2 separate regions of the Homo sapiens genome follow, and region 1 is linked to region 2. Evidence: read pairs that join two places in POLR2A ChIA-PET (ENCODE). Cell type or tissue: OCI-LY7. All regions are shown on one strand. Each heading gives the region's core, and the rest is flanking DNA. Links, peaks and the distances in the headings are about the cores only. Region 1 overlaps HBS1L (HBS1 like translational GTPase). Region 2 has its middle 21 kb from the start of MYB.

Evidence for each region. Peaks named below come from ENCODE experiments on the same cell type or tissue, not always from the same donor. Only the 100,000 strongest peaks of a DNase experiment are listed, where the experiment ranks them.
Region 1: POLR2A ChIA-PET joins it to region 2 with 5 read pairs; 2 of 35 experiments call an interaction of 5 or more read pairs at or near these places.

Annotation. Positions count from the first base shown.
Region 1 is chr6:135,030,593-135,035,977 of GRCh38, forward strand. All of the region lies in intron 4 of HBS1L (HBS1 like translational GTPase), which reads right to left. Among named protein-coding and RNA genes, the nearest start is that of HBS1L, 22 kb to the right of the region's middle. In OCI-LY7, for the core only: no CTCF peak of the experiment used is centred there; no DNase peak of the experiment used is centred there.
Region 2 is chr6:135,157,385-135,162,769 of GRCh38, forward strand. No RefSeq gene overlaps it. Among named protein-coding and RNA genes, the nearest start is that of MYB, 21 kb to the right of the region's middle. In OCI-LY7, for the core only: no CTCF peak of the experiment used is centred there; a DNase peak (open chromatin) is centred at 2,317.

The sequences.
Region 1 (5,385 bases), core at 207-5,206, 130 kb before region 2:
AAAAGTCAAGAAACCAGTTAGATGTTTAGGTAATTCTGCTAAAAGCTAATGGCCTTTAAGAGGAAAAGTAACAGTAAATAAAATAATGAAAACAAAAGTAACAATAAAGATGTAACAATAAAGAGGAAAAGTAACAATAAAGAAGAAAATAATAAAGAGGAAAAATAACAATAAAGAGTAGTGGGCCAAAAAATGTACAGTTGATTCTCATTATTCACAGGTTCTACATTTGTGAATTCACCTAATCACAATTTACTTGTAATCCCAAAATCACTACTCACTTTTGCAATCACTTGTGGACATGTGCAGAGCAGCGAAAAATTTGAGTCATCCAACATGCAATTTCACAGAAGGTGACGTCGGCCTTTTTGATACAGCTCTCATACTGTAAACAAATGTCCTTTTCATGGTCTACTTAGTGTCGCATTTTTTCCAGTTTTGTACTTTTTGTTGGTAATTTTGTACTTTTTGTTGGTAATTTTTAAAATGGCCTGTAAGTGTAGTGCTTAGTATTCTAAACACAAGAAGGCTAGGATGTGCCTAACAAATAAAAGATATTAGATAAGGCATGACTTCCAGTGCTGTGGGCCATGAGTTCGGTGTTAATGAATCCATGCTATACACATCCATTAAATAAGGTGTCTTTAAATAGAGACACATATAAAACAATGTTATGTATTCACTGATTGATGAAAATGTTATGAGAGGCTCACAGGAACCTACCTCTGTATTTCTTGTAGGAGCAATGGTTCAGTATTCATTAATTCAGTGTTCGTAGTGACTATAAAACATAACTACTGCAAATAACAAGAGTCGACTATATATGTATGCATATTATGTGCACACACACATACATTTACTTATTTATAAGGTGGGAATAACAGGAATGGTAATCAATTATGAGTAGCAGGTGAAGAGAGATGAACCAAGGATGATACTAGATTCCTGATTTTGGTTAACTAGATGGTGACAGTAATAACAAAGACGGGAAACAGAAGAGAAGGTGGCACCTTGGATGAGGAAGACAAAGGTGTCAGCTTTGAAGGGTATAATATGCCACACTGCAATAAAGATAATCATGTGCTGAAGTGTGCATATATCCTCCTCCCCTTTGACGTAAGAATCATATCTTTGTTCATCTTGGGTTATATCCTGCAACTAAACTGCTTTCCTTCACTCATCCAATATAAATTAGGCATGTCAATGTCGGAAATAAATACGCATTTTATCAGTTTTGTTTTTTCTTTTTTTTTTTTTTGAGATGGGGTCTCACCACACTGCCCAGGCTGAACCTGAACTCCTGGACTCAAGTGATAATCCCCCTGCCTCAGCCTCCCAAACAGCTCAGACTACAGGTACATGCCACCATACCCAGCTTATCATTTCCTTTGCCTTGCACTGTCATCTCTGCAATTACATCACCAATATTCATCACAACCTATACTTAAAGAGTGTTTCTATGTGAGTCCTAAAAAGTAAAAGAATATATAAAATTTTACCCCATGGAAGGCAAGAATTCTAAATGCTAAATACCTTAAAATAAAATTTTCACAACCAGGTAGTTTGTTTTTTAATTTGTTTATAGAAATAAAACAGTACTTTCAGCATAAATGAGTAAAAGACCATTCAGAAATATCAAGTTTATATAGAAAATCCTAATGGATAGATTGTATGTTTTTACATTTGATTTAGGAAAATCTCAGAATTTTAATTTCTTTCAATGTAGCTTTTACAAAATATATATATTCAAAATGTGACAAATTTTTTACAATCTAAAAATTAAAATTGTATAACTGCATAAGCTGAGCTTTATGTCATTATAAATATATAGGTAAAGGAAAACTAGTATAGAAATTCATATTAATCCCTCCCTGTCTAGTCCACATTTATATATAATCTGTTTATATATAAAACAATTTCTAAACTATTATAAAACTGACTTTATAACCAAATATATACCTGCATGAACACAAAAAACATGTTGATACACAGTACTTTCTCAACATACAATGTATACTTGTTTATTTGCAATGGTCCACATACAGATTCAGGGTCAATTTAAAAAGGTAAATAATCATATGAGAACTCATTATTCTTCTCTATAACCGTATTTTATCTTCAGTGGTTCCTTTTACTTACAAAAAATGAGCACCTTATTAGTTTTATCCCTGGTATGACAATTAGTTACATGACCTCCCACTGAGTACTAAAAACTAAATATAAAACACTGACTATAGTTATTAATACATATGAGAAGAAAAAGAGTAAAAGACAAGTTTAAGAAAGACAGATTCAAAGCTAAAAGGAGAAAAAGAGGTTAAAATGCCAGTTTAGTAACTAGGAAAAAGGAAAAGTTTTAAAAAGTGCTCTGTACAGAAATGAAACCCTGGTTCTTGGCAATTTATTGCAAGAAGAATCATATCCAAAAGAGCCACCTAAAGACTTTAGAATGCAAAAGGACAAAACATCCATCCATGAACAACATCAGATCTTTTAAGAAACCAAAAAGAGTGAAGAGCAAAAATTGTTTATAATGTATTTTATATCATTTAGAATATAATTACAATATTATTTCTATTTCTAAAGTAAATTATTAATGCCCTTGATCATAATGCAAATAAAAACAGCTTTGCATCTTAAAATTTACAGCTGAACTGGAAAATAAAGTCAACTAAAACACGTAGCATACCTGAGCTACTAAGACAGCAATCAATAAACAGCAGCTGGTACAGAATATACACTTAGTGCCAACAATCATCACAAGGAGTGTATTCATGAATAAGCAGACACTTGGCTTTTTACCAAGGATCGATGGCCAAGGGTGGAAGGTGGAAAGGTCTGCTCAGTTCCACCTTCGCAGTCTCAAAGAGACTGTGACATTCCCTTAGTCAACAGGGCAAGTACTTGTCATGTACATGCCTGACAGACCAGCAGCCAAGCCAAGGAAAATAGGAAGCCTGGAAACCTATTTAAGGTATTGTTGCCTTCTCTTACCACCCTATAATATCTAATTTTTTCCCCACCAAAAGAATCTCATACCTAGTAGTTACAACCCTAATCAGCCAACAAATGGAGACCTAGTTCACCCTAGAAGGTCTACTATATGGTTTTAAAAGTATTGCATTTCCACTTGAAAATTACTTTGTTATAAAAGAAGGTAACACAATAGTGCTGCTATTCAACTACAGTGTAGATTACATAAGTATTTGGGGATTCATGTGCAATGTGGACCACTTGTGCAGCACCTAACCTATCAGTAATTATCATCAGTTACAAACTCTTATAATTCAATTAATTCACTCCTAAGTTGGAGACTGCTAATATATACATCTAGTTCAGTCATATACTAATTCAAAGTTACTAAAATGTTTGATCAAGGTTCAAGACCAGAAAAACAATCTCAACCACTGGGATAACTCAAATTTTAAAATCATTCACAAAATATAGCTTGTGATTTAAATGATGTCCTAAGCATTAGTATTATGGTGCACTGATACATTCAATTAAAAACAAAAACCTGAAGACAACACAAGAAATCAAGAAGTGTTTGGTTTAAAAAAAAAAAAGACATAATGCCATCTTAACTTTTCCCATCAAAATACTGAATATAAAAACATGACACAGATTAAAATTTTAGAATGTCATTCTGAAAATAAACAGAAACAAAAGTAATACAAAAAATTATCAAATGCACAGTAAAGTAGCTGCCAGAGAAAAAATATTTACTAGGAAAAGACCAGCCTTTTCATTTTCATTAAAAAAAATATTTGGCCAGGCGTGGTGGCTCACACTTGTAATCCCAGCACTTCGGGAGGCCGAGGTGGGCGGATCATCTGAGGTCAGGAGTTTGAGATCAGCCTGGCCAACGTGGTGAAACCCCGTCTGTACTAAAAATACAAAAATTAGCCAGGTGTGGTGACACGCACCTGTAATCCCAGCTACTCGGGGGGCTGACACAGGAGAATCGCTTGAACCCGAGAGGCGGAGGTTGCAGTGAGCCGAGATCATGCCACTGCACTCCAGCCTGGGGAACAGAGTGAGACTCTGTCTCAAAAAAACTAATAAAATAACATTTTAGATACTACTGTATTATATTTTTCCAAGGAATACTAATAATATCTCCATCATTTTATGCAAAGGGCCATTAATTCCTAAGTAGCATTTTTCCTTGGTATTCCTGATTTCTAGAAATTATTCATTCAAGTTGGTCAGATGTTATTCTTGGCATTGATAACTCATTCTACTGATTCCTCCCTTTAAGGCAATGGTTCTCGAACAGAAATACACATTTTGGGGAATAATTTTGAAAATACACATTCCCAAATGCCATTCCACAGAGACTGCTTCAGCATATATGGAGTGAAGCCACAGTATCTGTGTTCTGAAGTAATTCCTCCAGTGATTCTGATTGCTAGTTGAGAACCACTGCTTTAAGGGATGAATTACATAATTATTCTACTGATTAGAAAAGCTTCTATTGATCCTGCATTGCTGAAACTTTGTCACTGTGGGGCACACAACTGTCAGTAGCAAAAAGGAAAACTCCACATTCCATTACTTATTGTAAAGAACAAGTTAGGCCGGGCGTGGTGGCTCACACCTATAATCCCTGCACTTTGGGAGGCCTAGGCGGTGGATCACAAGCTCAAGAGATCAAGACTATCCTGGCCAACATGGTGAAACCCCGTCTCTACTAAAAATACAAAAATCAGCTGGGCGTGGTGACATGCACCTGTAGTCCCAGCTACTCAGGAGGCTGAGTCAGGAGAATCACTTGAACCCGGGAGGCGGAGGCTGCAGTGAGCGTCACTGCACTCCAGCCTGGCGACAGAGAGAGACTCCATCTTAAAAAAAATAATAAGAACAGGCCGGGTGCAGTGGCTCACGCCTGTAATCTCAGCACTTTGGGAGGCCAAGGCGGGCGGATCATGAGGTCAGGAGATTGAGACCATCCTGGCCAACACGGTGAAACCCCATCTCTACTAAAAAAAATACAAAAAAGAAAAAAATTAGCCGGGTGTGGTGGTGGGCACCAGTAGTCCCAGCTACTCTGGAGGCTGAGGCAGGAGAATGGCGTGAACCTGGGAGGCGGAGCTTGCAGTGAGCAGAGATCGCGCCACTGCACTCCAGCCTAGGCAACAGAGCGAGACTCTGTCTCAAAAAAAAAAAAAAAAAAAAAAAAAAAAAAAAAAAAAAAAGCAGCAGCAGCAGCAGAAGCTAAAGAGATCTGGTAAAATTCTCCATTCAAAGAACATGCAACCATACTTGAAAACACTTTTTATATATTTATTTTAAAGTGTATACTTAGGACAAATGGTTTTTAAAAATGTATAAAAATAATTCACATATTAATCCAACTTCTATATTTACATGGTCCCTTAAAAG
Region 2 (5,385 bases), core at 328-5,327:
AAATTTCTTAACTTCTTTAACATTCAATTCCATCATCTCAAAAGGAAGGGTATATAATACCTAAATTATAGTGTTACTGTAAAGATTAAGTGGGATAGTGTGTGTCAAGTTCCTGGTCTAATTCCTAGAGCATAAAAAAGTGATCAATAAGTGATAATGACAACAAAGATAATGACAACAAAGACAATAGTTGATAATGGGAGATAGAAAAAAATAGAAGAGGATGATTTTGGTTACTCCATATCCAACCCATGTATACTAGACAGAATTTACTAATTCTTCCCACTCAATCCAGGAGCTGTTGGGAAGACAGTAAGGGTTTTACATCTTTTTGAATGGTATCGAGGGATGACAGAGAGTCTATGGACAAGCTGTGCAGAAGTGACTGTGTCCTTTCTCTTCCTTCATTCATCAATTATTACTGTGTGCCCAACATGTGCCAGGCCCTTCTCCAGGCACAGGAGATACAGCTGGGGGAAACGATGCCTCCTGCCCTCTCAGTTTATATTCTAGAGGCAGGGGAGACAATTAAAAAGATAAATAAGTCCAAATAAAGTGTTTAAACGTTGAAGAGAAAAATTCAGCAAGGAAGAGGCATTGGGAATGTGGGAGCGGGGAGCTTAAATACTGATGTGTACAGGAGGATCATACAGCAAAAAGAAATTTGAATAAAGACCTAAAGGGGCAGGGTGTGGTGGCTCATGCCTGTAATCCCAGCACTTTGGGAGGCCAAGGCAGGTGGATCACTTGAGGTGAGGAGTTTGAGACCAGCCTGACCAACATGGTGAAACCCCCCATCTCTACTAAAAATGCAAAAATTAGCCTGGCATGGTGGCACGCACCGGTAGTCCCAGCTATTCGGGAGGCTGAGGCAGGAGAACCGCTTGAACCCAGAAGGCAGAAGTTGCAGTGAGCTGAGATACTACCACTGCGCTCCAGCCTGGGTGATGGAAGGAGACTCTGTCTCAAAAAACAAACAAACAAAAAAGACCTAAAGGCTGTGAGGGAGCAAATCACATGGATAGAGGAAAAAAACAAAAACATCCAGGTTAAAAAAAAAAAAAAAACGAGCCAAGGTCCTGAAGTGGGGCAAGCCCAGTAAGTCCAAATTCAGCCAAGTGGCCACGGTGATTGGAAGCCCTGAGCAAAAACAACAGAAGGAGGTACAAAACCAGTATGGTGGCAGCAGCTGGTGAATCATACATAACTCATTATAGGAACCTAGGTTTTTACTTTTGTTAGACAGGGTCTGGCTCTGTTGCTCAGGATGGAATGTAGTGGCACAATCTTAGCTTTACTGCAACCTGAGACTCCTGGGCACAAGAGAACCTTTCACTTCAACCTTCTGAGTACCTGGGACTACAGACGCAGGCTACCACGCCAGGATAATTTTTTTTTTTTTTTTTTTAGTAGAGATGGGGTCTCACTCTGTTGCACAGGCTGGTCTCAAACTTCTGACCTCAAGGGATCCTCTCACCCTGGCCTCTCAAAGTGTTGGGATTATACGCAAGAACCACTGTGCCTGGCCAAGTCCTATGTTTTTACTCTCAAATGGGAAGCCATCAAAAACGGTTTGAGAAGAGGGGTGACATGGCCTGATTTACCTGTTAAGAGGATCATTCTGTCTGCTGTGTTGAGAATAGACAGCAAGCTGCCAGTTAGAAGAACAGTATAATATTGTAGGTGGGAGATAACGGTGGCTAATAACAGAGCAGGAGCAAGAGAGGTGGGGAGGTGTGGTCATATTCTGGATATTTTTTATGGGTAGAGCCAATAAGATTTCTTAATGGATTATGAAGAGAGAAATCAAGGATAACCCCCAAATGTTATAACTGGGCGAATGAAGTTGCCATTCAACAAGCAAGAAAAGACTTAGAAGGAGCTGGATGAGAGAGAAGGGTTGGAAAATGAGGACCAGGTATTTAGCTACGTCAGTCTGGAATTGAAGAGAGAGATCCAAGCTGGCTTTGGGAGGCTGAGGCAGGAGGATTCCTTGAGGCCAGGAGTTCAAGCCTGCAGTGAGCTGTGATCGCTCCACTGTACTCCAGTCTGGACAACAGAGCTAGACCCTGTCTCAAAAAAAAAAAAAAAAAGAAAAGAAAAGAAAATTCAGAATCATAAGAATATAGAATGAATTTAAAGCCATTTGTAAGGAGCTGTAAAGCAAGGATGGGATAAACACCTAAAACAGACTTTGATCGAGTAGAGCAGAGGAGAGCAGGGGAAAAGAACACAGAAATGGAAAGCAATGGGTAATGATGGTTCCTGCAAGGGACTTCAGGGTCAAGCATGCCAAGCACAGCACACTGTGACAGGAAACTGGCCATGGGGGCAGGGCTGTGAAGGCAGATGAGCAATTCTGCCTCCTCTGTGCTCACCAGTGTGCCCCGATGATCTCACTTTACTGGTTCTTACACCTCGACCTACCCTCCACAGTCAAGGGACATTTGCTTCATTATTTAATTCTAACTTAATCTTTCTATTAAAAAGATAATAATTTTCTAAAGGGTTTACTATATTTTAAAAATGTGAAGAAAGCTTAGAAAGGAAATGTTTATCTACCCATTTCATATGGAAATAAAATTTCATGCTTAAATTGCCATTTGGTTGTGCTTGTTAGGAATCCCTAACATCCCTAAGGATTTATTAAAGCAGGATCTTCGAGGGGGTCTATCCTCAGTTATCATAACTCATGACCTGTGACATGGGGTGAAACTTGGGGCTTTGGGGGCTTTTTTGCCTGTGCCTGGTCTTTGCTAGCTTTCCCCTTCCTACCCTCAGGAACTCAGTTTTTGGCCCTTTTCCCTTTTCATCCTGTACACACACTCTCTCTGGGAACTCCAACACTCCATATAACCACCACTTATCTGCTGAGGCTCCTCATTTTGCCATTTCTCAGCACAAAGCTCATGAAAACAATGCTTCACCAGTTATCTCCCTTGTGTCACAGGCATCTCAGAAGCCACACATCCCAAACCATTCATTTTTCTCCAGACATCCTCTTCCTTATCCAGAATTCCCTCTCCCACAAGCTTCACCATCACTTATGAAGTCTCCAGAGCCAAAAACCTAGGAGTGACCCTAGACTCTTTCACTCTCCCCACTTCAACCTAGCATCCAGTTAGACTTGTTAATTCTACAATTTAAATATTACTTTCTCCCCTACGCCATTTCTGCAATTCCTGCATACTTTTTTTTTTTTTTTTTTTTGAGATGGAGTCTTCTTTCATCCAGGCTGGAGTGCAGTGGCGCGATCTTGGCTCACTGCAACCTCTGCCTCCCAGATTCAAGTGATTCTTGTGCCTCAGCCTCCTGAGTAGCTGGGGTTACAGGTACACACCACCACACCCAACTAATTTTTTTATTTTTAGTAGAGATGGAGTTGTGCCATGTTGGCCAGGCTAGTCTGGAACTCCTGACCTCAAGTGATCCACCTGCCTCAGCCTCCCCAAGTGCTGGGATTACAGATGTGGAACACCATGCCCAGCCCTCCTATATACTCTTATAATTCCATATATCCAAAGATTTAGCAATTATTTACTTGTATGTCTGTGTCACCTGTTAGACTGTGAATTCTTTGAGGGAGATTAGTGAATCTTATTGTGTAGAGGTGAACTAACTAATGCCAGATTTCTGCAGGGTGAGACCAGTTGGTAAAGATGAGGGTATAGACATCAGTGGCTGCAGCAAGAGGCACTGTAGAAGGGGCAGATATTTGTAACAGTAAAAAGCCTTGCAAAGTTGATGTTGGATGATGCCCCCTAGAATTGTGTGTATGTAGCCTGCACAATCGCATGCAGAGGTCCTGATTAAATATTCCTGAATCTGTGAATGAGAATTTACTGAATGCCTGATATCTGGTGGGAGATAAAGTATCAATCACAGTTCTTCTGTCCTCCAGGAGCTTCCATGTAGTTGGAGAGAAGAGGTGGATGCACAATACGTGACAGTGTAGAATTGTTTGATTTTCATAGTGTAGGCTGTGTCCTGGAAGATAAAAATCAATGAGATTAGAAATGAAAGGCTTCTTGCAGGAAGTAAACCTAAGAGGGGCTCAAAAACTGGTAAAATCCAGTAAAAAGGAAGACAAAAAGGAAATAAATACATGGATTTAGAAGTGTGTTCACAGGACAGTCAAGAGTCTGGCCTGACCAACAGAGAGGTCTCATGCTGTGGGATAGCAGGACAGAAAGTAGGGCAGGTAAAAGACAGAAAAATTAGGCAGAGCATGAATGTGCAAAACGATGAGTCATTGATTTAAGCAAACTGGAATTAAAATTTGACCCTATCCTCTACATAAGGCTGATATTTCTTTTGGCTCAGTTGGATTTCCTTAGGTCTTCTTCCACAAGAAGCACCAAGATATGGATCTAGTAGTCTGCAAAAGTAAAGGAAGTTAGAGGGCGTGCCTGATGTCAGCCAATGGAAACACACCAGCTGATTAAGGAGGGGCATTATTTCACTTAAAAAGGGGCTCTTGCTTCTCTCTAAGGACTCAAAGGCTGATCAATTCAATGAGAAAGACAACATTGAAAGGACTTGAGTGGTGGGTAACCAGAACTAGAACTCCACAGGAGAACATCAATTGTAGTCTTTACAAATATGTGTTTAACTACAGAAAGAGTGCTTAAAGGACAGTCCAAAGAAACATCTTTGTGTATGAGTGTGAAGGAAACAGAAGATATCAGTTAAAGAAAGGACAAGAAAGGAAATGAAAAAGAGGTGTGAGATTTGTCAACCTTTTCCCTAAGCGCCCTTTCCAGTTCTCAGTGAGTGCAATATAATAACTACCCAACATGACAAAAAAACTCATCATGAAACTTCAGCCAGTGGCAAAGCAGAATGAGCAATTTCATAGAACACAACCAACAACTGACATGAGGTCTGCAACAGAACTACAAAAGGAAGACAAGTTAACTGTTAAACCTCCAACAGTTATGTTCTGCTGGGTTAGGAACAACAAAATTTAGAGGCCACATAGTCTTACATTTTATCCCAAGATGTAAATGTTTTCCTTCTATAAGCTTGCTTAGAAATTGAACACACCAAACTATAGAAGATTTTTTCCTGTAATTTGTTGTGCATTATCAGCTATTTACGTAATTACTCTAATTAAGCTAGTTACAGCAGTTCCTGTAAATATGTGAAAGATCACTGAAACATGTAATTATGTCCTTATATCATTAATTAAACTGTATCAGCTGGGAAAATTACTATAACTATGTCTGGAGGTGTCATTAGTCTGTGTAATGGAGACATAGAATTCTTTATTGAACTATAATAAAGTGTTCTGCATTAATAATACATTTAAAACACCACTTGTGATTTTTTAAAGTTCCAGATCTCAGCATAAAAGAAATATGTATCTTTTACTCCACAATGATT